Linked DNA regions of Homo sapiens: region 1 is linked to region 2. The links are chromatin loops, found by intact Hi-C in ENCODE. Cell type or tissue: Calu3. All regions are shown on one strand. Links, peaks and the distances in the headings refer to the core of each region. The heading gives the core; the rest is flanking DNA. Region 1 overlaps NRXN1 (neurexin 1). Region 2 has its middle 620 kb from the start of FSHR.

Region 1 (15,837 bases), core at 3,443-11,442, 630 kb after region 2:
CCCTTTCTGGGTAATTTCATCTTGTCCTGCGACTACAATCTATCTATATGTGATGATGCTTATGCTTGCATCTCCAGCCACAACTCTCCCTGAAAATTCTGACTCATGTATCCATCTACCTACTTGGATGTCCACTAGGTATATCAAAACCAAAGTCTAAAAACAACAACAAAACATCCACTTTTCCACTCCAACCTCCCCCAAAGGATAAAAGTCTTGATTTTCCATTCGCAACAAGTCTTCCGCTAATAACACCACTATTCTCACAATTAAGTGGGTCAGAATTAAAGAATATATTTAAATTCCGCTTTCTTCCACTCCACACCTCTAATCTGTCGGCAAGTGCAGTCTGCTCTGTCTCTAAAATGCATGTGGGATTTTACCACTTATTGGCTTGAACCTCACAACCACCTAAATCTAAGCCACCACTGTCTCTTTTGTGGACGCCTGCTACAGCATCCTAATACGGTTTTTTTTCCTCCCTCTTCTCTGCAATCTATTGTCCACACTGCAGCCAGAGTTATCTTTTTTTAAAAAATAAAAGTCATCCTCATGATCAAATGTTCCCAGTGGCTTTCTAACACACTTAGGGTAAAATTCAGATCCTTTTCAATAACCTGAATGATATGAGAAGGCATCTGGCCTCCTTCCTGCTCTTCCTGGCCTCCTACTCTTTTTCCTTCCTGCTCATGCTCCTCCAGTTACCCAGGTCTTCTTATTCTTCAAACATCTGCATTTGCTATTTCCATGCCTTGTGATCCTCTTCACCAAGACAGTCACATGACTACTTTTCTTATTTCATTCTAGGGTATAATAAAAGGTCCCCTTTCAAAGAAGCCTCTCATAATTTTTCCTAATATAATCTCCTATTACTTTCTAGCTCACTTTTTCCCATTTCCCTGCTATGCTTTTCTTCATAGGTATTATATTATACTCACATCATATTATTTCTTTTTTCTTTGTTATTGATATTCTCCAATAGAAATTATGTTCTAGGAGGATAAGAATTCTATTTTGTTTACACTTGCCCATAAAGCCTGACATATAGTTGACACTCAACAAATGGTTGCCAAATAAATGAATAAATTAAAGACTACGAGATTGAAATACCAGAAAATGATCATAACACTTGTCCTAATTCTTTACCTCACATCAAAAAGTGCTAAAATGTGCTGTTTAGGAACCCAACAAAGATCACTTAAAATATTTTATTAAACATACTCTTCTACAAGCAGAAGACATTATAAAAAAGAATTTTTTTCTACACATTATTTATCTTGCTCACATTTACTCTGATATAAAAATGGATTCTAACGTATATATCAGCTCTAGGAAAAATCAAAGCAGGTCCTTTATATGCTTGCTAGTTTTAAAATACAGTCTGATTTCATCCACTTCAATTGAATACGCAACTACCATTTCCTTGTACTCTGCTGAAACTTGTGAAAGATAACAAAATGAATCACAATAACTATTGTTTATAGAACAACTTAACTTATGCCAGGGAATGTGCTAAAAGCTTTACAAGCACTATATCATATAAGTTCCTGTGACAACTCCATGAGGTATAAGGTTCCCTATTTCAGAGAAGACAAAACTAAGTGAGTCAGACAACTTGTCCTACACCAGACAGCTGTTAAGTGGAGGTGAAATTTGCATCCTTGCCTTTCTGATGGCTACATTGGTCATTTTTAGTGTAGAACTCACTGCCACTAGCAGGACTCAAGAACACTCCTGGTGACCCTGATGACTCAGTTCATCCAAATATGTAAATCCTCTGCTCTGTCGTTAGGGACTAAGGTTGTTGAAGGCCATTTACCTATGTCTAGAGTATCCTTACCAGTAGATTATTGAAAAGTTATTGAATTACTAAAATTTAGTTTTCATAAACTAAAATTAGTACTTAATAGAGTTTACTGAGAATTCTAATTCAATATCCTAATGAGAAAGCTGGCTGCTACCCAACACCTGAGAGCAATGCAAATCGCACCCTCTGCAAGAGCACATGCAAACAGGCAGAACTGCCAAAATCTTCAGCACAGATAAAAGTGTAAGTGGTTTTCAAGTGCCATTTAAAGTAACATTATTCCTACTCTAAATAACAAATTCCTGTTTATTTAGACTTCATTATTGTCAATTTAACATGTGAAAGTTTCTTTGCTTAACAGTATCACATGTAATGGTACTTATTTGAATCAGAACTATTTGTGATCTAAAATTGTATTATGGATATATTTTTAGATAGCTACACATAGCAAACAATATGAATCATCCACATTCCTGCTACAAAGCAAATATATACATATATCACACCCTGCTTGAATTTTACTAGGTAGTGAATTTTTTGTTATCAAGAGTTTGAGAGTTTTTTGTTTTGTTTTTGGAATGGGTTATGAGGAATTGTGGTCAAAAAACGAGAACTTCTTTTTGGTGTTAACAGGGCTATGTCTGCTTTGCTCTAGTGATTCCTAACCTACTGTGCGAAGGAGGCATAGCAAGGCAAGACTGTTTAAGTATAACCATAAAGGGACTCACGCACTCTCAGGTGAAGTGCAAAAATACTGATCACGGTGCTCAAACATTCTGGAGGAGTAAGCATTCAAATTCAGAAATGTAAGATGATTTCTCAAAGAAAAGAGGAAAAACCTATCATTAATTTTTTAAAATATATCTTCCAGAGCAGGTTTCTCAACAATTTTACATAGAAGACGAGTATTTTTGTCTCCTTAAGATTTGGACTTAAGGTCAAAGTTGTTGAAGGTTGATCGGCTATTGTAAGCTTCAGGTGAAACCTAGAGAGGAGAAGGGAAGAAGATAAATCTACTATCCTAGATTCTTTTTAAGAAGCAGCACGTTCCACTCCTGACTCTCCCGAAGATGGTCTCAGGTCTTCAGGTGACCCTATGCAAGGACCCTACTGTGCACTCTGCTGAGTGTTCTGGCTCTCTGGTATCAGGTCACTGGGCCTACTCTACTTTTGGTGTCATTCTGGCCCTGTGAAGAAACTATGAGGAGAATCTGGTCGATGCATTTTGTAGTTAACACCGCAAAGGACATGAGAAACTTAGCCAGAGAGCTATTAGAGTGGCGATCAGTGACGCTGCTGCTCTACCCAGTCTGTCTTGTGTGCTTTAAGATGGAAGACACCTAATGCTGACTTAGCCTTCCCTAAAGTGAACAGACCACTCTTCTAAGGTTTCTGCTTGTTGTCAGGAAGTATAAGCAAAGAATGACAAGCAGAACAATGGACATTTGTTAAGTGATTGGCTTGCATACGTTGGCTCCTTCAATGCTAACAGCAACGAGTAGGTGCCATTATTACAGCCATGTTACAGATGAACGGTGGGTACTATTATTAAGTCCATGTTACAGGTGAGGGCGTGAAGCTTATCAAGGAGTTCATTGGTCATTTCTTGACCAGGACACAAGCTCCTAATGTTTCTCTCTTTTTTAAATCTGAGTTTTCCAACACTTTTTGATTTAAGAATTGATCTGGAAAGCCCTTCATTCACAGTTGTTTTCTGGCTACTGTCAGTAAAAAGGATAGGCTCAAAGGAAATCTGTTGTGTTTAGAATGGTGGAGGTATGAGAGATTTCTTTTTTATCTTTAAAAGCTTCATTACTTGTTTTACTGGTGTTAGTTATTGACTCTTTTTCCTTTATAGTAACAGAATTATTTCTGTATGAAAGGTTATTTAAAAAGTCACATTCTAATGGCAATCAATTAATTGACCAACAAATACAGTAAAATTGCAAAACAAAACCTTGCAATGTTCTTAAATACATTTGGACACTCAAAACAAGATAAAATCTTACAGATAATGTGAATACATTATTAGTTATTTCACATTAGAAAGGAAGAATGTTGGAAAAAAACATCATATTTGGTTTAAACATTGCTTTCCACACACACGTTTCAGAGGCTGTGACATTTTCAGGATCATAGATTCTTTGGCTGTTTTTCCCCTTTTAAGTGGGGATGATTTATTGGCTAAGTTTCCACAGTAACTCCCAGCACTTGTAGAACTGTTTAGCAAATCTGCATTATTTTGCATTTCCACTAAGGTCACGGTTTTCATAGATTCAAACAGCAAGGAATTTTAAAATTTCTCCCTCTACTAAAGTTTACTGGCTATTGTACTCATTATCTTAGCATTCTTATTAGTTTCTTTTGAGAAAGTACACCTGGTAAAGTCGAGTAACTAAAAAGGGTATACTATTCAAACGCAATGTTATTCAAGCATTGGAATCCTACTCAAATAATAAAAGAAAAGAAAACTGAAAATAGAGTGAACAAGGTTATTATGTTAGGCAGAGAAAAAAAACAGTATTGTGGAAAACATAAGTATGTGTAGGATACACATGAGACCTCAAACAGATGCATCTTTGTGGAAATGTAAATAATTTATTATAGCAGATAAAACTGGGAAGGAGCTTCTGCTAATTAACATACACAGTCATTTTCCCTGTGTAGAGAAGTCCAAAAACTGTTTCCATTTGCAGGCATGTGGTCATTAGACTAATGGGCACTGCCTTTGGACAGGATTTACTTATACCCCAGCTGGCTCAAAAAAGTAATCATTCTCTAATTAAGAGGCTTCCTCATGTGTTTTCTATTGTCATTTCTAGAGTTCCACTATATCTAGCTTGGTAGTACAAAAGTGGTATGCTATTTAATTATCAGCCAGTAGTGGGGCTGAGAGATACCCTGAGTTTCATCATGCAGTCATTTGTTTCTATTGATGGTAGAGGATAGGAGGGTAGGTATACAAGCATATACATGAAAGAAACTTTCTTTTCCCACTCAGTTGGAATAAATTATAACATGTCTGGACAAATATGTGCGTGACTATTTTCAGGACTGATTGGAGGTCATAATGGATTTTCGAAAGTAAAACTCAAATAGAGAATAAGCTTGATTATTCTACTAACCCTCTGTTTTTATGTTTTTCACTTAGATTTTAAAGGGTTGAGTTTTTAAAGGGCTTTAGTAATTTTTTAAGAGACGAATTCAAGAACAGGGGAAATGGCCACTCCTAAATATTGCATAAAACCTGGTTGACACCACATGAGGTCTGGAAGGATATATTTCCCATTATTAAACCTAGCTGTCCCTCATATAAGAATGGGTTACTTGCATTATTTTTTACTTTTCCATTCTTGATCAATATTTTCAAATGTTTCTGGAAATGTTTTCCAGCACTGTTAGAGGGTAACACATTTTCTCTACTCCTGAGTTCATGAGGAAGGATTTTATTTTTCTTCTCGGTTTTTCCCTATGCCTTTGATTACCACAGTTGGGAAAAATAATTTTAGGCATGTTCTGTTCAGTTCCATGCTTCTTCCTATTGGGAGAGCTTTTATAAGGAAGCACAGGGCCCTTTGCTCTTTCAAGGGCTCTAATTCATGGGTGCCCCTTGCCCAGGGCCCATCACTTGTGTGCATGGAGTTAGGCTTGCCTAACCCAGGGGTCCAGTAAGCAGGTTCGTGTGGCTCTCACCACTAAGTCATGTTGTCCAAATTGGTCTTTGTGCATTCAGGTGTTTTTGAAAAACCTTGTTCAGTATTCTGCAAAAACTTACACTATTCCAAATCTACCCAGCTCTGTAACGAGAGAACTGGTAAAAAAAAAAAAAAAAAAAAAAAAAAAAAAAAAAAAAAAAAAAAAAAAAAAAAAAAAAAAAAATTCTCAGAAAAATATTATCATTGAAAGGCATTTAATTTTTAATAAATAAATATAATAAGAACAGGTCTTTAGTTAAAAATTAAAAGGATAATGTTGCTTGATAGATGGGAGTCCAGGAAAGAATTGTGGTTAGGAGACATGAGTAAAATGCACAAATGTCAGGTAGACGAGTACAATTAACACTTGCCAAACAGAGCTTGTGGCATAATGCACCCCAAGAAAGAATAGTCTGAACAAACTGTACTTGGTTCCTCTACAGATTGTTCCCTTCACCTATTTGTATACTTTGCATGAAACTACTGTTACTTGCTGATATAAAACATTAATATGCTAGGAAAAAAAATCACAAATGAAGGAAGCGATGTCGAGTTTCCTTTATACTGACATATTTCCCATATTCCAATATGTGTAAGATTTTCCACATTACTGAAATGGAAAACATAGCAGAACAGACAAAATCAAGGATGATAATTGTTTATTCATCTACACTTTCCATCTTTTTTAAATATTCAAATTGTTTAGAACTCCATAAGGAGTGCTATTGGGGGGTAGGGGTCTTCAGAAACGCCGTTGCTCATATAAACATAATAAAGTGGGAACATGATTAAAATACTTAGATTTCTGATTGTAATGAATATAATAAAGAAAAACTAGCTTAAATAAATAATGCCAGAGGGTATCAATGGCTGGACAAGATAAGAGTTTCATTAGCAAAACCACAAGGCACTAGACCAGAAAGTTTCCAGGTGAAAGGACATTAAAAAGGTTCCATTGGACTAATGAAATTGGAATACACTAACAAACATGTCAGTGTGGACAAGTAAGGTTCTGCTCAAAATCTGTAAACTTATCAAGAAAGTATCTGCTAGAATTCTGAATGCTGAAACTGAAAAAAAGTGTGCTTTGGGCAAACAAAGAGGAATGTTTTGCATTCAAGAAGTGTATGTTTTATTTTTATAAGATTTGGTAGAAACTGAAGATATGAATATGTTTAAGAAATATACAGTTGATTATCAAAGGGCATGTTGTGATGATATTTCACACACCTGGGTTGATGCTCCGCAAGATATATCTATTCATGTCATAGTGCTGTGTGATCACCTTAATGCAAAATCCCAGAGCAGAGGCTCTTGTGAACTGCACTGAGAAGTGCCCACTCTAATAATGAAATATTGTGGACCTTTTCTGATACTCAGAAAAGTGGGTTAACCAATGTAACATTTCAAATTTAAATTTTCTTCCATGATTTTCTCGGATATTTTTGGCCCTGTTATCAAAATATGTTCATATTAGATACCAAGCGCTTTGTTTAGGCCTTCAGGTTCCTCATTCACACTCAATGTGGGAAGATGCTTACATTAATTTTTGTTTCTAAAATGGAAATATTTTAAAATCTATACCTTAAGATGGGAAGGCCTGCTAGTAAAATTACTCTTAATGTATATGTGTGAATCAAATACCAATATCACTAATGGTTTGAAAAATCACTGCCCAGGAGTAGCAGTAACTGCAGGACAGTCAGGAGATGTTCCAGTCTCTCCCTGAAAGCAGACATGTGTCCTTTGGCAAATGGTTTGATAACTGGGGACTTGGCTTCTTCACTGGTGAGAGCGGGGAGGGAGAGGGCTTAAGTGGCCCATAAAACTAAAATTTCTAAGATTCCTTCTAGATTTGATTCCCTTCCAAAGTATGACTAGGGGTACCCTAAGGGAAGACAGGACACTTTACTAGATGAATTCAGCTGGGATCCTACGTGAGACGTCTTTAATTGGTTATATTAATAGCTAATGGCAAACAAAAGGCAAGGCAGAGAAAAGGATGGAGCAATTATTGCATGCTGAGACCATTTTGGGGTAGGCAAGTTGCCACAAGAGCCTATGGTTGGAATTTTATTTTATTTTATTTTTTACAAACAAAACAATTCATTTAAAAGCAACTTAAAACACAACCAGGGTGATTTTCCTAACAGCTCTTTCTGGTATTTCAATATCTTGCTATATTCAAAGCTGGAGATAATCATGCAAACCAGCCAGCCTTTTCACTTCCTGGAAGCCCTAGTTCAGATTATTTTACTCTTAGGGAAGTGACCTCTCTTCCCCTATTGACCTGGGAAGGGGCAGAAAAATCCCAGTAGAGTGAACTGAAGGTTTGATACAAGAAGTTGCTCAACCTGGACTTGCCTAGAACAGCAGCCTTTTATTCTGATTGAATCTGTGGAAAATAAGACCCAGAGGAACTCAGACTAGTATAGCTTGTCTTCTTTTATCTATTACTGTTTGGAAAATAAAATTAATCTGTAGCAGAAGAAAAATAAAGGTGACAAACATTTGCTCTAGGTACCTAGGGATCAAAGTAACTGAGCCTTCATGTCTTTTTTTCCACTAATTTAATACATCCATTAATTTTATAAGTATGGATACAAGAGAAATCATTTTTTTGTTGGTTTTTTTAAATGGTAGACTTATTTGCTACATCAGCTATAATTTTTTCCACACCCCTTTTTTAACATCAAAAAAATGTAAAAACCTTTGCTTCAATGTAAAGTATGTTGAACTGTTTCCAATGATGAATATCATCTGCCAATCTAATAAATGTGAGTAAGGTGAAAACGGAATAAATAGAATGTGGGGGCGGGAAACAACCCTTGAAACGGTAATCAGCAAGTAAAGCTGAATTCCTATGCCATAGTGTCCCCTGCTGGTCGATTACGGAAGTAGTAGCTTTCGGAGAGCAAGTCAAACCTCTTGGTTAGGCCATATCATGTTTTGAACAAAAAAGGCACAAAAACGAAAGGAATGTGTGCATATTGTTTTTTGTCTATTTCTTTTTACATAGTCATCATTGGCAGTGGGACGAATGGGGGAAGGATTGTTTTATGCGTGAAGAATCCCAGAGCCCATTAGAACTAGGCTTAGCTCAGCCACTTCTCCAGTGATACGTGATCTGGCACTCACAGATCTTTCTTTAAGCCTCAACTCCTCCCTGTAAATTGCAATTAGTAATAATAATAAATGATAGATTTACTGCAGAGAGCTGTTACAAAAACATAAGAAGAGAAGGAGGAGGAGGCGGAAATTACACACAGTAAAGTGTACTTAAAATGATATAGCGCTTTCCAAAACAAATATTAATGTAAGGGTGCGGATTGGGGGAGACACTTCCATTAACAATTAAACTAACTTCCCTTATAATCATCAAAAGGTAATCCAGGCTGGGCACCCCAGGCATGGTTGCTGAGCTATCAGACTTTCAAATTCCTACAACATCACCTGGTTTCCAAGGACTTACTTGGGTACCTTTGAACAATGTATGTTGCTCAGATAATTTATATTACACAGAATTTACTATATACTTAGAGAGGTCTCTACTGGTTGGTAAACAGAGGTGATGGGGTAAAGGAGATTAAGGTGCTCCTTGTTTGCTTGATAATCATTAATGATTGAGTCTCCATCCTGTTGCTAGTTGTCTGACCAGCAGCATCTGCATCACCTGGGAGCTTATTAGAAATAAGGAATCTTAGATTTCATCCCAAACCTACTAAATCAGAATCTGCATTTAAAAATTATCCCAGGTAATTCTTACATATGTTCAGGTTTAAGAAACTCCACTCTTTCACATTTGGGCTATAAGCTTTCTCTGGCAATACATCAGTTGTTATCTAGTACATATGTACAGAATAGTATTTTTGACTTGACCTTATTTTAAAACTACTTGGAGAAATTAAATTAGAAGGAAAAACTATGGCTAAGGATAATTAATTTTTATGAGCCTCAAAAGAGACGATAATAAGATGACTTTCCTAAATGTAACTTAGTATTATGCTACTTTAAAATTTTTACAGCTTTGTAATACTAATTTTAAGGTAATCTCATGTATTTGTATTAATATACACATTTTATATTTGCCCTTAGTATCTGTGTTGATAAGAATTTTAAAATGCAGATTATTTCATTAGAAGAGATTTTAGAAAATAGACTCAAGTCTAAGCAGACGTTTGAAAAATCTAAGAGGGCCGTAGCTTCCATTAAAAATACCATTTACCCAATCTTTTGTCAGTTAATGCCCTCTGAACATAAGACAATGTTCTGAGTTGTTGGAAGTGGACTGCTATACTAGCAACACCTATGATCACAGTTTCTCTATAGATACAATTTTAAAATAAACCAAACTTGGAAAATGAGTGGATGGGTATTAGAAAGAAAATTCATTCTTTTTCACTTACTCCCTACCCCCTACCACTTACCCTAAGCTCCACCTCACACCCTCTGTTGTGTCTTCTTCCTTTAGGAATATTTTGTTTAGTTTTTTTTTGTTTGTTTTGTTTTGTTGTTGTTGTTGTTGTTGTTGTTTTTGGTCATAGCTATGCTCTATTTAATAGGTGAAAAGACTTTAATGCCAGTGCTTCACCCAGGATAGTTTCTTTCTAACTGGTCCTTGCTATAAAAGTATCCATTCTCCTCCTATTATTTAGTGTCCTGGCTATAGGTGAAGGAAGTCATCTGATTCAACCAGTGCACACTGAGGTGTGTGAACTCTGAACATTCTTCTTTAACCTCCCTAGTGGAAACCCACTGAGTTTTTAGGAAAGACACTCACACAACTCAGTGAAAAGCTTCTTAGCAGAACTTCATACAATTTAAGACACAAAGAGTTTTAGGGTTGAAGTGGGAGATATTTCAGGACCCAGGTACCTTTCTGGGTCCATTAAGCCCCTCCAATCTTCTTTAGCCTATTTTCTACCTAAACTATAGGCTCTAGCTAGCTACACAGGTAATATCCTTGTAGAAGGGTAACAATTGTGAGAAAATATGGATTTCAGAGTTTGTCTGATTTCCTTTACTGAACACTCCTTTGAAAGTATTGAAAAGTCATATGTTTCCAATCACTAAAGTTGGACATTAAGGATCAGGAAAAAGGCCTGGAGGGGGATCTTTGCAGTATAAGAGTTTTGACTCCCTGCTCTAGTGGTGAGAGACCTTTCAGTCAGAGAGAAAGGATCTTGACTTGAGAGAGTAACAGGGTTTCCAATCTGTTCCTTTCATTGAACAGAGTTCAAAAGAGGCTCAAGGGTGCACCTCTCTTAGGCTCTTTATATTGACACACTCTTCTCTTGCCAAAAGCTTGGTTTGCAGAACAAATCAAAAACACACCCTTGACAAACGTTCTGGTCTAGAATAATCACCTCTTCCCCAACTTACTATGCCAAAGAGGGGAGCTTAAAAATGACAAGGTGTGTGTGATATTGTCTATCTCTGCATTCTTCATAAATCTTCAAAGTCAATATATCTGGACTGAACTAAGGATATATGATGTTTCTCATGCTTTCATTTAAAGTAAGATCTTGAGGATCTTTCCACTTGCAGATTGATATGCATCACAGAAAAGTTTCCTTGTTGATGTTCAATGAAGTCGCAGGCTCAACACATGAGCCTACCAAACACGGCAAATAAAAATTTGTTCAAGATTGGAATTAAGGGCAAAATATCAAATAAAATGCTATTGCAAACAATGGTGTCTCTTCAAATGCTAGGTTTGGCATAGAAACCAACAATCTCCAAGAGGTGGAAAGAAAATGAAGATCTCTTAAGGGCAATGCAAACTTCCAGAGACATTAGGATTTGCTTAGCATATAGAAAACAATGAAAATAAAGAAAATAAAACAAAACTTCTTTCTATTGTGTCACAGTAATCCACCTGTTGGTAGCACCCAATTTGGGGACTGAAATAATGGTGATTTTCAACAGAGAAAATTGTACATTTCCTTTATGCATCCTTTCTTCACTATGTTTCTGACTTTTTCTTCTACCTCAACATGGTACAGTGGGAAGCAAACAAAATTGGGAATCAGAAGACTTATTTTGCTCCCAGGTTTATTACTCACTCACGTGACTCAAACACAGTGCTTTAATTTCCTGAGGAATTAATTATATTTGTATGAAAGAAGTATTGCACTCTATATAAATAATAATTACAGGAAAAATAATAATAGCTAATTCTTAATGAGTATTTCTTATTCTCCAGTCATTTTTGAAGGTGATTTACAATTGTTAATTCATTGAAATTCTCACAAAACTCTGCAACGCTAGATAATATTATTATCATTGTTTTATAGATGAGGAAATTCAGCCACAGATTGGTAAATCATTTGTCCAAGATCATGCAGCTGATAAATAGTGAAATCAAGATTAAGTTTAGGTAGTTGAGCTCCAGAGCTTACAGTTTTTCATGTTAATTCTCCTCCTCTGATACATTTTCAATCCCCTATTTTGATGCCATATCATGCTTTTCCAATGTTTTCTGCTTTCTATAAAATGTTGATACCTCTAGGAATAAGTCTTTAAATAATGGTTTCACACCTATTGGGAGAAGACATGATGGGAAAACCACCATAAAACAAGATGGAACTTTTAAGAGGAGACACAGTCATAAATCTGTTCTAATAAATAAAGGGGAAAAAAAAGAATAAAAAGTTAACCCCTTAAAGAAAAACATACTTTTAAAGTCTGTCTGGATCTTTTGTGAAGAGCAAAGGAAATGCTGAATAAAAAAGGATTTTGATTGTCCTTTCCAAAATATTGTCCCTTACCTCTTGGACATTGGTGACACCACCCACACTCCACCCACCTTTAATGACCTCTACTTTCTAGTAAAAAACTTTATCTTTGCATAAACTTTGTTGTTTTGACTCTGCAATCAGGAAGATACTTCATAGCTATATCTAGCCAGGTGTAGGTAGGATCTGAGTGGAAAGACAGAAAAGGAAGTTATATTCATTATAAATTAATGACATGCCAGGTATTAGGCATGTCCACATCCATAATTAATAACATTGGGTTAAGCATTTCCATTTAATACAGAGAGAGACAGACAGAGTTTGCACAGTATCTTTCCTTTGGTTCTTATCTAATGACTGACTCTCTTCCATGTACCTTTAAAACCACTAAAATAAATGGTCTACTTGGGAGGTTGATATACTAGCCAAGCTATAGGTCTAAACTTCAAATGCAATTTAATCTATGCAGCATTCCTTTTTCATAGTGAATCTTTAAAGCTCAATTTTTTGCATTGATTGATCATCCTGGGAAACAGAAAAACCTCAACTCACAGCTTCAAGAACTTGAAAAGCCCTAATCCAGTGCCTATATCCATCACCTCTGAGGACAACAGGAAAATTGAAAAGGAAGAAATTTCCTACAGACTCATGATAAACTTATTGATAGTAGTAATGATATACATTTTTTAAAAAATTATCAAATTGTGTATTTTTTAAATTATTAAACTCCCATGGCCTCAATATTCTACTCTGCCAAATGATGGGAAAATTTAAATTGTTTCTACAATTTCCCACATCTCTATAACATTAAAAGATCAACTTCTTAAAACATATGTAACATTTTCTTTCCTTGCCCCAAGATGCTTTTAAAGGTTTTATAAACTACCCTTCTTTGGACATTTTTGTCATCAATTTGCTACTTTTCTGTTCAAAATGAATAACAGCTTCCCATAGGCAATGATACTATTATCCTCTCTGCATATGTAAACTACCTCGCCTTCAGGACACAAAATTCAGTCCCAAATCACTGTCTTCAGCCTCATTGATATTGTCCCTCTCCTAAAGACTCCTATGGCTTGAATATGTGTCCCCTCCAAAACTCACGTTGAAATTTTATCCCCAATATGGCAATATTGAGTAGTGGGGCTTTTAAGAGGTGATTGGGTCATGAGGGCTGTCCCCTCATGGATGTGTTAATCCATCTGTGGATTAATGGGTCATCATGGGAGTGGGGGTGGTAGCTGTATAAAAAGAGGAAGAGAGACCTGAGCTAGCACACCCAGCCCTCTCATCATGTGATGCCCTGCACCACCTCACCTCAGGACTCTGTAGAGAGACCTCCGCAGCAAAAAGGCCCTCACCAGATATGGTTCCTTGACCTTGGAATTCTCAGCCTCCACAACGGTAAGAAATATATTCCATTTCTTTATAAATTACCCAGTTTCAAGTATTCTGTTATAAGTAACAGAAAAAGGAATATGGGAAAGACCACAGCCTTTATTCTCTGTACATGGCTTGGGCTTCATCGTCTTCTCACTCATACTATTTTAACATCTGTTGTATGTTTGTTTTTCCTATCCAATTAAACTAAATGTTAAATAATGACAATGCACTCAATAAATACTTGTTGTCCTTCCAATATTTATTCAGTAAATGTTTTCAGTGTATAGTATCTATATGCCCATCTTGGAAATCTAAGAATAAATAAGATATAAGCCCAGCCCTCCAAGATCTTACCATCTGGAATGGTAAGGTCTCACAAGAATGGCAATGTAAATTCAGTGAAATATTTCCAAGGGCTACTGTGAAGAATGCAAATCTGAGTCTACAATAGATTAACATGAGAATTTCCAAGTAGTAATGAGAGTCTGGTTAAGTTTATTGCCTGGCACAAGATCACACTAATAAAGAATATTTATTGAGCACTTACCATGTCCACATTTAGTTCTCACTACAACTCTAGGCAGTGTTTCTATCTTCATTTTGCCAGTGAGGGAATTTTGGCTTTGGAGACCAGTGTTTTCCCAAGGCTGCATGATGTAGCTGAGATAGCCAGGGCTTGGTGGAACAGTCTGGCTTTCAGTCAGCTGTAACCACTCTGCACTACTTCCTCTTGCTTACTTGGTGCTTTTAAAATATTTGTTGAAAGAATGACATGATGTAGCATGCATCAACAGTGAAAAATATGCTCTGCAATAGACTCCAAATTTCGAGGTCCCCCTAATTTGGCTGTAACATTGATTGTGTGTATGTGTGTGTGTATGTCTGTGTGTGCGTCTGTGTCTGTTTTAGAAATGAATTTACATTCTACACCTGACTTCCATTTGCCCCTCTGCATTCCCTATTGCCACAGCTGAAGAGTAGAAATGCTTTATGGCTCTAACTGGGAGCAGAAATCACTGCAAGTCAAGAGTTGGGTGAATCAATCTCAATCTCTCTCTCTCTCTCTCTCTCTCTCTCTCTCTCTCTCATATTTATATGCTCTAAATCTGACTGCACCTTTTCAGAACATCATGCATAGTATGAGGGGACTAAATTAAAACATCTGACACAAACATTGAGAGCAGGAAAAAAAATTGACATGTGGTAACTTTTTGGAGTGGCATTCTGGTTGATCCTTTTTCAAGGGGAGGGGAGGGTTGTTTACAGATGAGCCCAAGCTTGATGCATGCTGCAGCCAAGAGGCAGCTCTCCCCTTTGATTTTTCCTCTATATAATCTCCATGTGGTCCCCAAATGCTTAACCCTCTCTGCCAAATGCTGTAAAATCTGTCTTTTGATTTCACAGATGGAAAAGACTTATTAGCTCATGAAGCTCACCTCCTTAGGAGACAAGGAACTCATCAAATACCATTTACCCCACCCTTCGAGTTTGAAGTCTTTATCAGTTTCCTGGCCAAAACTGTTCAACCTCCTTTACTCATATGACATCCTAAGTATAAAGAAAACAAAACAAAACAAAAATCCATCTTTTTGTTTGGCTTCTAGTGGTCTTGGGACTTTCTTCCAAAGTGTTTCTCTTGCTGTGTTTTTAGGCAGTGCCCTAGGCAAAGAGAAAATGACCATTTGCATCTCTTGGTTATAAGTAGGCTTGTCATTCTCAAAACAACAACAATAAAGAGACATACTTAAGCACCCTCTTTTGCATTGGGACAGCATCACCTGGACCAGTTTAAACCTTTCAAACAGTACATAATTATACTCAAGATGAGGATTTTAAAGAACACTCGACTTGGAAAACCTACTTTTTGAGTTAAGCCCTGTTACCACCAAATCATTTGGTTTTCCAAAGTTTAGTTTCCCAGATGATGAAATTTCAAGTTCACTACAATAGTTACATGTATAAGAATGTAAGGTGCTGTGTCAACATAAACACATGATTTGATTATCTATTAGAATTTAGTGCAACCTGATAGATATGATTAGGCAATTCTTTATAAGTGGACACATCTTTTGTAACTGATTTTATTATACTCTTCAGTTAAAAAATAATCATCGTTCCTTCATTAGTTACAGGACAGAGTTCAAAGCTCTCGGTATTATTTTCAAGCCTTCCCTAAATCTGGCTTTAAATGTCTCTCTGATCTCATGTTGACATT
Region 2 (15,837 bases), core at 3,217-11,216:
AGGCCATTTTCTGACATAAAATATATTCTTCAGGCAAAAATATACATGTTGCTTTCTAATTGTTGCTGGTATTCTTAAGCGTTGAAAGAAGCAATTTTAAATAGTGCAGTTTTATGTGAATTTTTTAAATGACAGGAATTTGATAAAAGGAAATTAAAAGGATTGAAAGGTACATGTTAAAGTTTCGAGAAACATAAGAGCTGGTCAATAGGACCACAGTTTACCTATACAGCTGTATATAAAATCTCACTGCTAAAGACTGAATGTTTATGTCCCCCTCAAAATTTGTATGTTAAAACCCTAACCCTCAATGTGATGCTATTAGAGATGGGGACTTTGGCGGCGGCGGGGGTGGGGGGAAGAGATTAGATTATGAGAGTGGACCCCTCATGAATAGGATTTGTGCTCTTATAAAGAATATCTCACAGAGCTGTCTTCCCCATTTTACCATGTGAAGACACAGGGAAAAGTCACCATATATGAACCAGGAAGCAGGCCCTCACAATGCCTTCATCTTGGATTTCCCAGACATCAGAACTGTGAGAAATATATTTCTGTTTTTTATAAGCCACTTGGTCTCTCGTATTCTGTTATAGCCACCAAAATAGACTAAGACACTCACCAACACAAATGTTTGTATTGGGTTCATATACCAGACTTGCGCAGAAGATAATGACAAAGAAAGAAGTCATATAAAGACAGACGTCTCTCTCGAATCTTGTTCTATTTGGAAAAACATGTTCATATTGGGCTCTGCTCCCTATCCAATCCCCTGACATCCAGAAAAGGGAAATACGGAGAATTAAGGCAAGGAAAGACCAAATTCAATGACATTGTTAGAGTAAACATCACCATCACTGTATTTAGGGTTTCTCTGTCTTTTAGACTTATACCTTTCTGGCTAACATGAGGAGGATAAGAAGGAAAGTGTTTGATCCTATTTAGAAGGATGGCCATAGAAAATCTTGGATCTTCTGGCTTCTGTGAGTTCCTTTCAGGGCTTAAGAAGCAGCAAGTTTCTTTCCTTCACATGGTTTTTCCTAGACCTGGTTTTGGGGCATGAAATAAATCTTAGCATCCTCAACCCAAGAAACTCACAAGGTTTGGGACATGAGCATATTGGCAGTAAAGAGAAAAGGCTTTGTGTTGGTCTATCCTTTGGCTCTGCCTATTGCTCTAAGTAGCTTTCAGAGATGACTGTGAGAGGACAGGATGTGTGCACTTAGGCTCTGGGTTCTTGGCCATATATTATCTCCATCCCAGCAGAGAGCCAGCCATTCTCTCTGTACCTTTCCCACAATACTGCTAAATACTGCTAACAGTTTCAATAATCTCCTTTCCCCTGAGACTACACTCTAAACTTTATGCCCAGAACGAAAACATTTACAGTATTGTCATGTGGGGGCTGGTAACTATATGTAAACTGCCTTAAATAATAGCATAAGTTCTTTAAAGTGTGTGTCTGAATGAAACCAGTTGAAATACAACTTCTTTTGTTACCTTTAAACCACTTATAAGTGGTAAAAATGAAGAAATGTATTTGGGAAATATTTAATCTTAAAAACTTGCTTCAAATAATTTCATTGTTCCTTTAACATAAGTACCTTACGTTTGCAAGTTTTCTAAAACTTTCATCCTATAGTCCCCATGAAGGAGAAGAGTCATAGAAAGTATATTAAAATAGATGTTTCCTCAGTGACCAATGTACAAAAATATCTCTGAATAGTTATTTGTTTCTGTTTGTATGACTTGTCTACCCAGTTTGCTTAACTCTACACACACCCACGCACACAGTTTAAACGAATCAGATATATATGTGTGTATGTGTGTATATGAAATCAGCAAGCAAAGAGGAAGTTTAACATTCAGAATATTCTAGTTTATATTTTGATACATTAGAGGAAAACATTTTTGGAAAATCTAAAAATATTATATTGTTTTCTAAGGAAAAATTATTCTTACAGTAAGCTAGATTGTCTCTGATCCAATATTTTGGTATAAAGAACACAATATAGATATCTGCTAATTATTAACATGTGAGACCTTTCTAAGTGTCAGCTAGTGTGCCAAATGGTTCATGTACATTGTTTTCTTTAAATCTTCCAACAGCTTCCTCAGGTAGGTAACATAATTATTTCCTTTTAGAGTTAAGGAAACGAGGCTTAGAAAAAATAACTTGCTCTAGGGCACATCGGTAGTAAGTAGTGGGGCCAAGATGGGTGTAGAGTCCCTAACACATGGATTTTAACCCAGAATGCTCTGCTTAGCATTCTTGAAGGTCAAGGACTTCTTGACCTTCAAGAAGTCACTGTTTTTACTGAATCACATATTTCTTTCTCAGAAAATATCATGAGACTCTATTAAGAGATATAGACACGCATTGCAAATTTCTCAACTACATTGTTGGAAACTAAAATATCTGAGCTGTTTCTATTTCCACACTGTAATATCATGATCTCTTTTTCTGAATATTATTCTTTTTGAGATTCTCATGGCTGCCTTTTCTAAAAAATTCAAATTTATTGTATGCCTTCCAATGTCAGCAGACAAATTACATAGAGCAATAGGTTTTTGACTAGTGTACATGGCTGGCCTGTTTGTTTCCCATATGCAAGGATGGGATGGAGAGGGGAGGAAAGCATTTGGGAGTGGGGAATGGCTCTAGCTGTGCTATAGATACCCTCACCCGCTATACTCCAATACCATTTCCCCTCCACTTTCAATGACACCCATTTACACTGAATTAAGACTATTCTGGGATTCTACCAGGCAGGTAGATTCACTTATTCTGGAAATAACTTTATTTAATCTGGTAACAGACTGCATATTTTCTATCTGCAAATGGTATATTAAAATATATTTTCCTTTTGTAGTGCCTTCTCTATTATGTTTGTTCCTATAGAATTATTTATATGCTCTCATTGTATTGGGGTCTTATGAGGGAGGTGGGCTCTAGCCACAACTTGAAATAGAAGCTCCTTACTTATTTTTAGAAACAGGAATATATTGATTTTAGAATAAAGAATATTGATAGGATCAACCAAATTTTGTGGCATACGAGTGTTCTGTTGCACATGGTTTGGAAATACATTCCATCCTAGAGCTCTGTTTTTTTGTAAGCACATCATCTTGTCAACATGTAAAACCCTCAATGTCAGGTAACGTGTCTTTTATTTTTCATTTGGCCCTCAAAAATGTATACGTTGAAAGATTTAAATCTTTTGGTTAAAAGGATGAAACTAAAAGAATAACAGACAAGTTTTGTAAATCATAGAGAAACTTAGCATCTTCCTGTTGTACTTCTGCAAGTACCCATCATTTATTTCCTCAGCTGTGACCTTTTCTGTGATACAAAATAGAAAGGTTAAGAACTTTTAAATATTATGTAATTTGTTACCTTTAAGAAAGGATATTTGGGGTATGTGTCTACAGTAATTAACACCTGCTTGTGTTTTATAAACATTTCTAAGTATTGAAATATACATGTTCTTCAATCCAACCGCAAAACAACCTCAAGAAGTAGGACAAGTATTTTTAACTGCAACTCATAAATGTAAAGGTTAGTGACTCTGCCAAGATTTTCAGTTCGTGGTAAATCTGAAATTGAAATGAAGTCTTTTGACTCCTGAGAGATAGGTTTTTACATTAATCTACATTTTTGTTCAACAATTAAACTTCATCTATATCTCGTAGGTAATTTTTCTAGACTTTAGGACAGGTAAGAGTATGCATATGGAAATAGAAGGATGGCAAAAGTAAAGTATGGAAAAATATTCAAATGATAAATCATAGAGGAAGTTAGAGGAAAAACAATCCAGGTTAGTAGCTGCAGGGAAATTTCAGGCTCAGCTGGTCCTTTCATAATCAGGGAGAGGAAGTCATACTCATAAGAACTGTAAAATATACCACTGCCCAACTTCAGGCCAACACACAAAAGGATGAGACTTCTCTCTTCAACCTAAACGTGGCCCATGTGTTCAGGCCAGCTCCTCTGCCTAACCTGAATATCATCCTCCTCTGTTTTCTCATAATAAGAACTCCGGGAAAAGCTATCAGATCAACCATGTGGTGAATCCCTACTTCTTTTTTCTTATGCCTATCCCAGTTGTTACGTGAGAAATTAACTGAAAAAGAAAAAACACAGATGTCCCTGTCTCTTCAGCAGGGAGTCAGACAGGCCTATAAGCTGAGTACTCATCAGCACAAAAACTATGATGCAATTGCTCAGACTTTTCTTTAATTATTATAGAATTATGAGATTTTGGAGTTGGCCTAAAGACAGTAAGGGCAGGAGAAAACAGAAAAGTATTTCAGTAGTTGAGGTATCTAAAGAGAGATGTTTTTAGAGAAAAGATCATCTTTCTCTTGCCCTTTACTGGTAAGACAGAAAGGAGGGGAAGAGAGAGAAAGCACAACTTTTATGTCTTTAAGAAGTTTTCTATATTTCAGTAGACAAGAAAACTGAAAATGATAAAGAAGACACTTTATGGTTTCTAGGTTATATTAATTCAGGACCCAAAGAAAAGATACTTTCTATTATTTCAAGAACTGTAAAACAGAGAAGTGAGAAGGTGGACAAAGACTTTTAAAAAAAACTTTTATACACATAAGGAGTCATGCCTCCATATGTGATGTTGGTATATTCATTACATTCAGTAGAGATAAAGAATTATCCTCCTAGTAATTAATAGAAAATACCAGAGGAGAAGTTTTCTGGGGGTGGTAGTGTTCTAGCCAGTACATTTATTTATATCACAGTTTAATAAAACATTTCAACTTTAACAAACCAATTTTAGAAATGAAATTATGAATCATATAATTTCTGTTAGTGAAATAACTTTTGCATTGGACATTATGGGCCTAGTAAGTTGTCAGATACGTAGTAAGATTAGAGGATAAAAGGGGGAAACAAAATTATTGATACCTAATATGTATACATCTATATTATTAAACACTTTGTTACTGCCTTTAGAAGAGAAGAAATAAAGGTCTCTGTAGTCTTGGTGAGGAACCTAGAGACATTGCCAAATGAATATTGAACATATGAAGAAACATACACTTTCAAACTTAGGGTAGTCTTCTCGTGTTCTCCGTCTATATTTTATCCACGTTTTAAGATCAAACTCAAATTCTGTCTCCTTTGTAAAACGTCTCTTCTTATCCAGTCTCAACTGCTCTCTGCCCTTCATCATCCAAACAGGTCTGTCTAGTTAGTGTTTGTCTGGATCCTTCATTTGGCAATCAGTCATATCCTACATTACGACGTGACTTGCTTTTTCTTGAAAATGTTTTAAACCTCCCCTTTCCAGGGAGACCATAGCTTTTTAAGAGCAGAAATAATTTATTCTATTATTTTTTGCTCAATAAACACTCATTGATTTTTTTATTTGGGAAAAAAACAGAAAATGAGATCTAGCATATCAACAATGTAGTCAATTATTCACTGACAGCTCAAAGAGGAGAAAAATTGGTATAGACAGAAGCATTTGGGAAATCTTCAAGTAAGAGATAGAACTTGAACTGGGCCCTGAAAGGTAGAATAACTTGGGGAGAAAGTGCACGTTAGCTGAGGCATTTGAAGTAAACTACCTACCATGCAATTTCAACGTAGCAGGGACTTATATACTACTGCCTAAACAAAGAGTCTGCCTCCCAAGATGAACCTATGAATTACTGTTAGATGGTTCAATATGACTTTAAAGATGAGATTTTGGGGCTGCAATGAGTTGCTAGTGAGGTCATGAATATTATCATGAGCACTAATTCTAAGATATAGAATTAATAAAATGTAATAAGTTCCACTTTCCCTTTTCCCCATCTTTTTTTTTTTTTTTTGGCCCTTCTGGATACTTGTAATTGTGGTTGAAACAAAACCACATTTTTTCCATAAAAAAAGAAATAAAAATATGAAGAGATAGAAACAGCAACAGTGAAGCTAAATTGAACCAAGATTGGTCAGAGTGCTAAACACCATCTTTTTTTTTTGGGTGGTGGGGGTTGGGGGAGGAGATGGAGTCTCGCTCTGTCGCCAGGCTGGAGTGTGCAGTGATGCAGGGGTGCAATCTCGGCTCACTGCAGCCTCTGCCTCCTGCGTTCAAGTGATTATCCTGCCTCAGCCTCCCAAGTGGCTGGAACTACAGGCACGCCCCACCATGCCCAGCTAACTTTTTTTGTAGTTTTAGTAGAGGCATGGTTTCACCCTATTGGCCAGGATGGTCTCGATGTCTTGACCTCATGATCCACCCACCTTGGCCTCCCAAAGTGCTGGGATAACAGGCATGAGCCACTGCACCCGGCCTAAATACCATCTTTAATTCACAGTGCAGGGTTGTACTACATTAAAGATTTGGGATTTTTGATTGAAAATATATGTATCTTTAAGCATAAGTGATTAATAATGAAATATGATTTTAAAAGAATCCTATGTTAAATTGCAGCAAGATCCTAGCAAGAAATGCATGGCACCCTCAGCTGGGATTTTTGAGACACTCTGAATACATTCCTTTTTCTATCATCTTTGCCCTAAAGTACACCTCCCTCCCTTTGCCCAATGCCTGATATTAGCAGGTAAAAAAGATACTATAGTCTAACAGGCCTAGTCAATTCTCTAAACTGCCTAAGCTCAGGACCCATTTAGGCAAGAAAAGGTGTTTAGCTTCGTCAGGAGTTTGTAATACCCCCAGCACTTCCCGTTTATGAGAGAATTGAAATCTAGGCTTCTACTATAAGATTTCCCACAGGTTCTTTTTTCCTTTATTCAAGAAGTATTATCTGGGGGAATTGAATAAAATTATATTGATATTATTTTTAATTGACAAATTATAATAGGCTGTATTTTTCATGAAAGTACCATCCAGAGGTGAGACAAATGTTAATAGGTAGGATTAAGGGAATCAAAAAGCAACGTAGAAGATCTAGGGACTAGCAACTGTGGGAAGCTCTGCACCTCTATAAAGGGTCTAGCTTTCTAGGACAGTCTTTTCCCTTATTCAATCCCGATTTCATCCAGCCCCATCTTCCTCCACAGTGCCTGAAACTAAGGTCAGCGTATAGCCGGTATTGAGATGCAGCCTTTTTCTCCCCATTTCTAACTCCTCCTCTCTTAGCTCTTAGTTGATGCATCTTTTTTCAAACTAGTTTGATTCCCCCAATAATAAGGTTTAACAGAATTTTCTACCTCTCATATTGCAAAATTACTGCATTATACTATTGACTGTTATCACACCCAGATGGTAGTATTAATTAATCAATACTTATAATAGGAAGATGAGGTATACAGAAACCGCTCAAGGGCACCCAGCTAATATATAATAGAATAGGTGTTCAGTGACTACCTTTTGTCTATAAAGGAAAGCCCTAACTCTTTTCATTAAAAAAGCCTTCACAACCCATCCCATCCCCTATCATGTTTCCCCTTGACCTCTAGCCACTTTCTTTATAAATTGCTATAGACTGAATTGTGTTCCCCAAAATTCATATGTTGAAGCCCTAAGCCCCAATGTAATGGTATTTGGACATGGGGGCTTTGAGAGGTAATGAGGGTTAGATGAGGCCAAGAGGGTGAGGCCCTCATGATGGTGTCACAGGATCCTTGAGGTGTCACATTTCCAGCTGGAAACCTCTGTGGCCAGTGTGCCTTTGCCTGAGTTATGGTCAGCATGCTGGACTTGTTCTACCCACTTAGCCCAGCAGGCTGCGCTCAGCTCACACTACTGGCTCAAATCCCACGCCTGCCAAGGGTGAGTCAGGCACAGAGCAGTGAGGGGTGTGTGAGCAAGTGCAGGGTCTGGCCACTGTGCACAGCCAGGTACGCCAGCTGCAGCAGGGTGGGCAGCTCCAGGCAACAACTCCATACAAGGCTGTGGCTGGACCAGGGATGCTGCAAGCAGCTTCAGCTGCAGGCACTAGGGAACACGATGGTGCCCAGAAGCCTGGAAACACCAGGAAACACAGAGCCCCAAAGAGGGCATAACAGCCCTGGCTCAGGGAGCACCTAAGTCTGGACTCCCCAAAGAGCAACAGCTCTCTCCTTCTTATAGCTCACAAGGTGGCAAGCAGGGGACATGTTTCAGCACTATTTGTGTTACAGCTCTTTCAGTATCGCCATTCGGTGGGTTTGGGTTCTTGTCCCACATCCAGGAAGAATGACGTACATGGACAACTGGAGGGTAGCAAGGTGGAGAGGAGCTTTGTTGACCAACAGAACAGCTCTCAGGAGACCTAAAGTGGGTAGCTCCTTTCCACAGGTACATTGTCCCAATGAGAATCCAGCACTCAGCAGAGAGGAGACCTGTGGTGGGTAGCTCCTTTCTGCTGGCAGGTCATCCCGATGAGTTGAGGAAACCCTATGTGGGTGGCTCCTTTCCATAGCTGGTAGCCCTGACATCTGTGTAAGTCTGGCTGAGTCCAGGGGTTTTTGTTTGTTTGTTTTGAGATGGAGTCTCGCTCTGTCACCCAAGCTGGAGCACAGTGGTGCATTCTTGGCTCACTGCAACTTCTGCCTCCCGGGTTCAAGCAATTCTCCCTGCCTCAGTCTCCCAAGTAGCTGGGATCACAGGCACCCAGCACTGAACCTGGCTAATTTTTGTATTTTTAGTAGAGACAGGTTTTGGCCATTTGGCCAGGCTAATCTCAAACTCCAGACCTCAGGTGATCTGCCCACCTTGGCCTCCCAAAGTACTGAGATTACAGGCATGAGCCACCACACAGGCCTGAGTCCAGGGATTTTATGGGCTCAGAAGGGAAGAAGTGCATGCTGATTGGTTCAGGGGCAGCCATGGGCAGGCCTGGAAAAAGCATCATCCAACAGTCTGAATGGTCATCAAGGAAGTCCTCGCTGAATGAGAAGGTCAACCAGAACTGGCACCCAGGTCCCCAGGCTTCAGGCCATTTCTGACCAAAGTGGAGTTTCGACAGGGACCGTACCTTCCCGTCCTGTCTGCCTCCCACCATAGAGGGTTGCCTGCAGGCCCATGCCAAGCCTCCCTCAGTGCCTCCCCACCAACATAACAACCCGCCTCCCAAAGTCTGGCCAAAGTCCAGAGAGGACCAACTCCAGAGGGACCAGGGGACTGGCGTGTCAGTGCCATCCTGAGTGCATGCACACCCAGCCGTGTTTCGACAGCATCCAGGGTCAGCTGCAAGTTTGCTCTGCACCAGAGAGGACACAGGGTGTTGGGAGGCCTGGGAGCAGGAGCAAGCACTTCCGAGCCTGAGGGAGGAAGGGGGTGCTTCCCACCCAGACAGCACGCAGGAATGCCTGGGTCTGGAGCCTCAGTTGGGCAGCTGCAGCTGTGCCCACAAGTACAGGCCTCCTGCCCCACCAACTCCCTAGGGGGCATGACTCCCACCTGTGCTGAACCCTGCAAACTCCAGGGAGCCTGCTGCCCCAGCAGGACCTCCCCTGCTGAAGCTGGCATCCCTGCAGGCTGCTCCAAATGGGCCGCTGCAACCATCATTGGGATTAATGGCTTTACAAAAGGAAGAAAAGAGAGATTGCTAGCTCCAGCATGCAAGGACATTGCAAAAGGTGCCACCTGCAAGCCAGGAAGACCCTCACTAAAAGGGGAATCACCTGGCACATGGATCTTTGACTTCCTAGCCTCCATAAAATAAATTTTTGTTGCTCATGTTCTCAGCATATGGTGTTTCATTATAACAACGTGACCTAAGACCAATGTGGTATGCCTTGCTACAAAAAAAAACTATCGACCTTTCTCTGAATGTGAAAGTGATTAAAACATCATACCTTTGCTTAGTTTTCCTCTGCTTTCAGTGTTCTTTAACCACCTGCGCTTCTTCCGTGCAACCTCCCCACATTCGCCCTGAACAAGCAGGCACACCTATTATGCCTGGTAATACTCTAAATTGCTTTTCAAAATTCAGCTCTCTACTCCCTATAAGCCCTTCCTCAAATATTTCAGGTAGAAGAAATCCTTTCCTTAGCACTATTCAAGGAGCTTTATTAGGGAGATAGATACTCTGTTTCTCCAGGGATTTAGACTGATTCATCTTGGCTTATCAGCATCTAGCAAGGTTTTTGCCATCTAGAAAGTTTCCAACATTTATTACATTAATGAGATGATGAATGAAAGAAGGAAAGAATGTAAATATTTAAGTCAACCAGAAACTGAACAAAGAAACTTGTATTTCTGGAGTATATTATTTGAAATAGTCAATCTTTGATGAATAAATTTCTGTTTAAGACTGAAATTGGACCTTATATTCCATTTGTGTTAGCCTGCTACTATTTAATGGCACTGTGTATATAAGATATCAGATTTTAAAAACAACGAAATATTTCAAAATATTTCCCAATTTTTACTTTTGTGTGCATTACAATGTGTTTATTTTTCTAAGAATGCTTTCAGAAATGTGATATCTCAAATAACAATGAAACTCTTCTGCAATAACATGCCCACAAAATCAAGAATTTCGCTATGTCACACCTAATCAGTGCTTCACAAATGAGGACTTTCTACATTAGAATCTCTTGTGATTAGTAATAAAATTTAGATAACTGGAATTCACCCCAGACCCCCTACATCAGATCTTTGGGGAATAAGCCCAGAAATTTTCACTTTAATACGTTCATCAGTGAATTTCCAAAAACACTTATGTTTTCTTGGATGTCAGCATAGATTGCTTTCTTATCTCCTTTAGGTTTTTATTGACAGCAAATACGTCTCAAAGATATCTTCTCTGATCACTCTGTTTGAAACTGTAACCTCCCTATCTCAATATTTTATGTTCTTTATCCCCCTTCATTACCTTATTTTTGTCCCTAAAATTGATCACTCTCTGAAACTCTCTGTATATTGCTCATTTATTGCTTTGTCTGCCCTCTTCCAACCCACTTCTTGGCAACTAGAATATAAACTATGAGAACAGGTATTTTTAAAGACTATGTTTTTCTCACTGTTGTATGTCCATTACCTAGTAAAGTCCTTGACCATTATAGTGTTCCATAAATATTATTAAATAAATGAATCACTCCATCAAGTGTTTTTGAGTTCACATACTACAATATTAACATTCGTTTACCTCCTTTCTCCCATCAGAGAGAGATCTCAACTCTACCTCTCCCAGAAAAAGAAAAAAAAGCAGTGTATAATTTGGATCTGTAGATGAATGTTTCTTTGAAATATGTCTTGTGTTCTTCACACTACAACCTAGCAGAAAGCTTTTACTCTCTCTCTTCATCATCACCATCTTTGTGTATTTCTTTGATGTCAAACTCTAAGGTCAAAGATGGGGTGAGGATGAAATTAAAAGAGAAAAATCAAGAAGTGTCAACCTTAATGGTAGCAATAAATAATGTTTGAAAAGCTTCCTAAGAATAGATGACACAGTCTGTGTAGGAGTATGTAAATGATATGCAAATCAGAAACTAATTTTAATGCAAATGCATATGTGGTCCTCCTAACTATTTCATGCACCTGGATAGAACCCCTAGGAAAACTCTAGTGGAGAGAAATATGCTCTCAGCAATGTTTTAATGACTGGGTGGATTGGAGAGCAGAGAGTACCACACCTGGCATGCATTAGAGGACCTGCTAGTTAGCTGCTAAAAACAAGCTTTTATATATGTAATATTGTTTTGCAGCTTGGGTGAGCTACCAATTTGAATTGCACACACCTTAGCGTACCTGTGCTATAAATGGGTATAACATTGCTTTGCCTCAACCTAGTAGACAGTGTTTATCAGCTAACACATTGTTTAAAGCAGGCATGTAGAGACATTTTTGGAGCAAAGGTACTGCTAAATATAAATTATCCCAACTCAGTGCTATGGTCATATTTCATTATGAAATATTTCACTATGTCTCACTGGGTAATTTGCATCCTCTGAGTAATATGAATTTTATAAAATGGAGAAAAACTGTTGTAAAAATAACATTTAAGGTAAAATAAGTTTGCCACTGTTGTTTTGAGAGCTTAAATATCATCAAAATTGACAGGAGAATAAAAAAAGGCCAAAAGGAAATGTCTCAGTTCAAAGACCATATATGGGAAACAGAGAGACCAAGTACTATTTTGTCTTATGACAGCACTGCATAATTTGTCTGTTCATTATGGAGAAAGAAAGAGAATTGTATTAGGTCACACTTTTTTTTTTTTTTTGAGACAAAGTTTCACTCTTTCTCCTCTGCCCTCTGGGTTCAAGTGATTCTCCTGCCTCAGCCTTCCAAGTAGCTGGGGACTACAGGCTTCCACCACCTCACCTGGCTCATTTTTGTATTTTTAGTAGAGACGGGTTTTCACCATGTTGGCCAGGCTGGTCTCGAAATCCTGGCCTCAGGTAATCCACCTGCCTCAGCCTCCCAAAGTGTTAAGATTACAGGCGTGAGGCACTGCACTCAGCCATATTAGACCATTCTTAAATTACTGTAAAGAAATACCTGAGACTGGGTGATTTATTTATTTTTTAAAGAGTTTTAACTGGCTCACAGTTCTACAGATCGTACAAGAAACATAGTGGCCTCCACAGAAGCAGAGGCCTCAGGAAGCTTCTAATCATGGTGGAAGGCAAAAGGGAAGCAGGCTCATCACATGGTGAAAGTAGGAGCAAGGAGGGGGTCGGGGAAGTGCTGCACACTTTTTAACAACCAGTCTAGAGAAAACTCACTATAGTGAGGACAGCATCAAGAGGATGGTGCTAAATCATTCATGAAGGATCCACCCTCATGCTTCAATCACCTCTCACCAGGTTCCACCTCCAACAGTGAGAATTACATTTTAACATGAGATTTGGGTGGGGCAAATATCCAAACTATATCAATAATCATGAAAAATTATCACCGTACATTTCTACAGCCTTTTATTATTATCAGTGCTCTTCAGACTATTGTCTCCACTGACTGTTGTGACAACAACTAGATATGGCTCCATTATGACCCCTATTTTATTTTTTAAAGTATTTTTAAAAGTAAACCAAACTTTTGTTTCTGGCACCATGACTGGCAGTGTGCTCTAAAGGGCCTTCCTGCATCAATACATCATGTATTGTATAGAATACATGTTTTATGGTATCACTGTTCTAACAGAAGTAACTCTTAACATCTCTTATTTTCATATGGGAGATGCAGGATTTTTCTGAGAGCCAACTACAATGCCATTGGTGTGATCAGGATAATGAGCTTTGAGCTAATTGTGTGGTAGGGCAGTTACCTGTACTGTTTCAGGTCAAGGGAGATGGTTAATTGGACCCAGTTTCTAGGTAGAATCTTCTGGCTTCCAGCAGACACCGAAGCTGAAGCAAATATAACTTCATGCTACTCCAAGTGTGGTCTGAGGACCAAGAGCAGAGGCATCATCTGTGAGCAGGTTAGAAACCCAGACTCTTAGGTCCCAACCCAGATCTATTGAATTATAATCTATATTTCAGTAAATTATTCAGGTGGTTCTGATGGATATTATAGTTGGAAAAGAATTGTTGTAAACAGAAATATTTCTTAATATAGGCCCAAAAGACAGCAAATGTAAAGTAATGATCTCAGAGTTACAAACTACAAAGCACTCAAAATAAGAAATATATGGTAATTCTATTTTTTATTTATGAACCTCCATGCTATTTGCCATAATGGCAGCACCAATCTACATTCCCATCAACGCTGGGTACATTCCTTTTCTCCATACCCTCACCAATATTTGTCATCTCTTGACTCTTTGATAAAAGCCATCTTAATGAGTGTAAGGTTATATCTTAAAGTCATTTTGATTTGCACTTCCTTAGTGATTAATGATGCTGAGCATCTTCTCATAAAACTGTTGACCATTTTTATTTCTTCTTTGGAGAAATGCCTATCCAGGTCCTTTACCCATTTTTAAATCAGGTTATTTGCTTTTCTACTATTGAGTTGTATAAGTTCTTTGTGTATTTTGGATATAAATCCCTTATCAGTTATATGGTTTGCAAATTTTTTTTACCAATCTGTAAGCTGCCATTTCTTTTTGATAATTGTTTCTTTAGCTGTGCAGAAGCATTTTTAGTTTGAGGTAGTCTCATTTGTTTTTGCTTTTGTAGTCTGAGCTTTTCTTATGATATCCAAAAATCATTACCAAGGCCAATGCCAAGGGGCTTTCCCCCTGTGTTTTCTCCTAGGGGTTTTTGTGTCCTATGAATCCCTCTTCTGGGCATAAACTTATTGGAAATAAGATTACCATCCCATAAAGATATCTTCACTTCCACTTTCACTGTATTACTATTCATAGCTGCCAAGACATGGAAACAATCAAAGTGTCCATCAACAGATGAATGGGTATGTGTGTATACACACATACACACACACACACACACATATATATAGGAATATTATTCAGCCATAAAAAGGGAGAGCCTGCCATTTGCTGCAACTTGATAAACCTAGAAAACATTATGCTAAGTGAAATAAACCAGACACAAAGGAAAATATTTCATGATCTCGCTTATATATGTGCTCTGAAAGAAAAAAAGAGCCAAATACATAGAAACAGAGAAAACAGTGGTTACCAGGAGTGGGGTGGGGAGATGTAACTTAGAGGTTATAAAGTAGCAGATATATAGGCCGAATAAGTCTAGAGATCTAACGTACAACATGAAGACTGTAGTTGACAAACTTATACTGTATTTGGGATTCCTGCTAAAAAAGTAGATTTTAGCTGCTTGCTTAAAAAGAAAAATCAAAATGACTATGCGATATCATAGATATGTTAATTTGCTTCACTATGGTAACCATTTTACTATCTATATGCAGTAACATCATATTGTATACTTTAAATATACACAATAAAGTTTCTCTTCAAAATAAAAATATAATTGTTGAAAGAAAAAGAAAAATCACAGCAGATTAGACATAGCTAAAGATAAAATAAATGAGCTGGAATACATATGTGAATAAATTATCCAGAATGTAGCACTAAGGAAAAGATGATAAATTCAAAAATGAGCCTAAGAGCTACATAAGACAGATTGAACCTATTAGCTCATATACTTGGAATGCTGGAAGGACATATTAGAAGTAATATTTTTAAAAAGTAATGACTTAAGTTATACAGCACCAATCAAAAGTAATAAATTCACTTGTCTTCATAAAACCTGCCTATATATTGAAATCAAATGTCAGAAGGCCCTAAAGACAAAAATATCTTTTAAAAAGTCAGAGAAAAAAAGAGATCACCTAAGAAAGAAAAACAAATAGAATGACAGCAGAGTTCCCAACAGTAAAAGTGAAAGAAAAGTAATTTAATAATATTGGCCAACTTAGATTGTGAAGCCAGCAAAACTACTTTCAAAAGAAAGGACAAAATTTAAATGTTTACAGAAAAAATTAACCTTAGAGTGTTCAGTGGACTGGAAAACAAACTGTCACTATGCTTCTACAGATTCAATGTGTGCTTTCATCTCTAACCCATGTTCCTTGTTTTGTGTTATTTTTAAACTTTTATTGTAAGTTCACGGGTACATGTGCAGGTTTGTCACATAGGTAAACGTGTGTCATGGGGGTTTGTGGTACAGATTATTTCATCACCCAGGTAGGTATTAAGCTTAGTATTCATTAGTTATCTTTGGCTTGCATACCTAAACTTAATTTCTTTGTAGAGGGGTGAGAGGGTCATTTCCTGTCAATCATATTTCTTATTGATCTTATTCCTCATTATAGGAAGCTTATTCCTAAGAGTCAGTGCATATTTTCAAGATCCAGTCACCTGCCCTAATCACATGATTTTTGTGTTACCCAAAACATTGACTGCTTACATCCAAATATGCCTAATTCCCAATGCGTATTTGACTGAAGAACTTCCATCCTATGGCCCCAGTAACATGTGCACATGGTTTTTTTTTTTCTACAGGAATTG

Evidence for each region. Hi-C counts contacts between places; a loop is a spot of excess contacts. Peaks named below come from ENCODE experiments on the same cell type or tissue, not always from the same donor. Only the 100,000 strongest peaks of a DNase experiment are listed, where the experiment ranks them.
Region 1: a loop joins it to region 2, with 12 times the contacts of the local background. A loop is called at or near these places in 17 of 110 quality-filtered maps.

What each region holds. Positions count from the first base shown.
Region 1 is chr2:50,394,167-50,410,003 of GRCh38, forward strand. All of the region lies in intron 17 of NRXN1 (neurexin 1), which reads right to left. Among named protein-coding and RNA genes, the nearest start is that of MIR8485, 290 kb to the right of the region's middle. In Calu3, for the core only: a CTCF peak has its summit at 8,432 (motif pointing left); a DNase peak (open chromatin) is centred at 8,385.
Region 2 is chr2:49,763,389-49,779,225 of GRCh38, forward strand. No RefSeq gene overlaps it. Among named protein-coding and RNA genes, the nearest start is that of FSHR, 620 kb to the left of the region's middle. RefSeq lists an enhancer at 9,185-9,684. In Calu3, for the core only: no CTCF peak of the experiment used is centred there; a DNase peak (open chromatin) is centred at 7,713.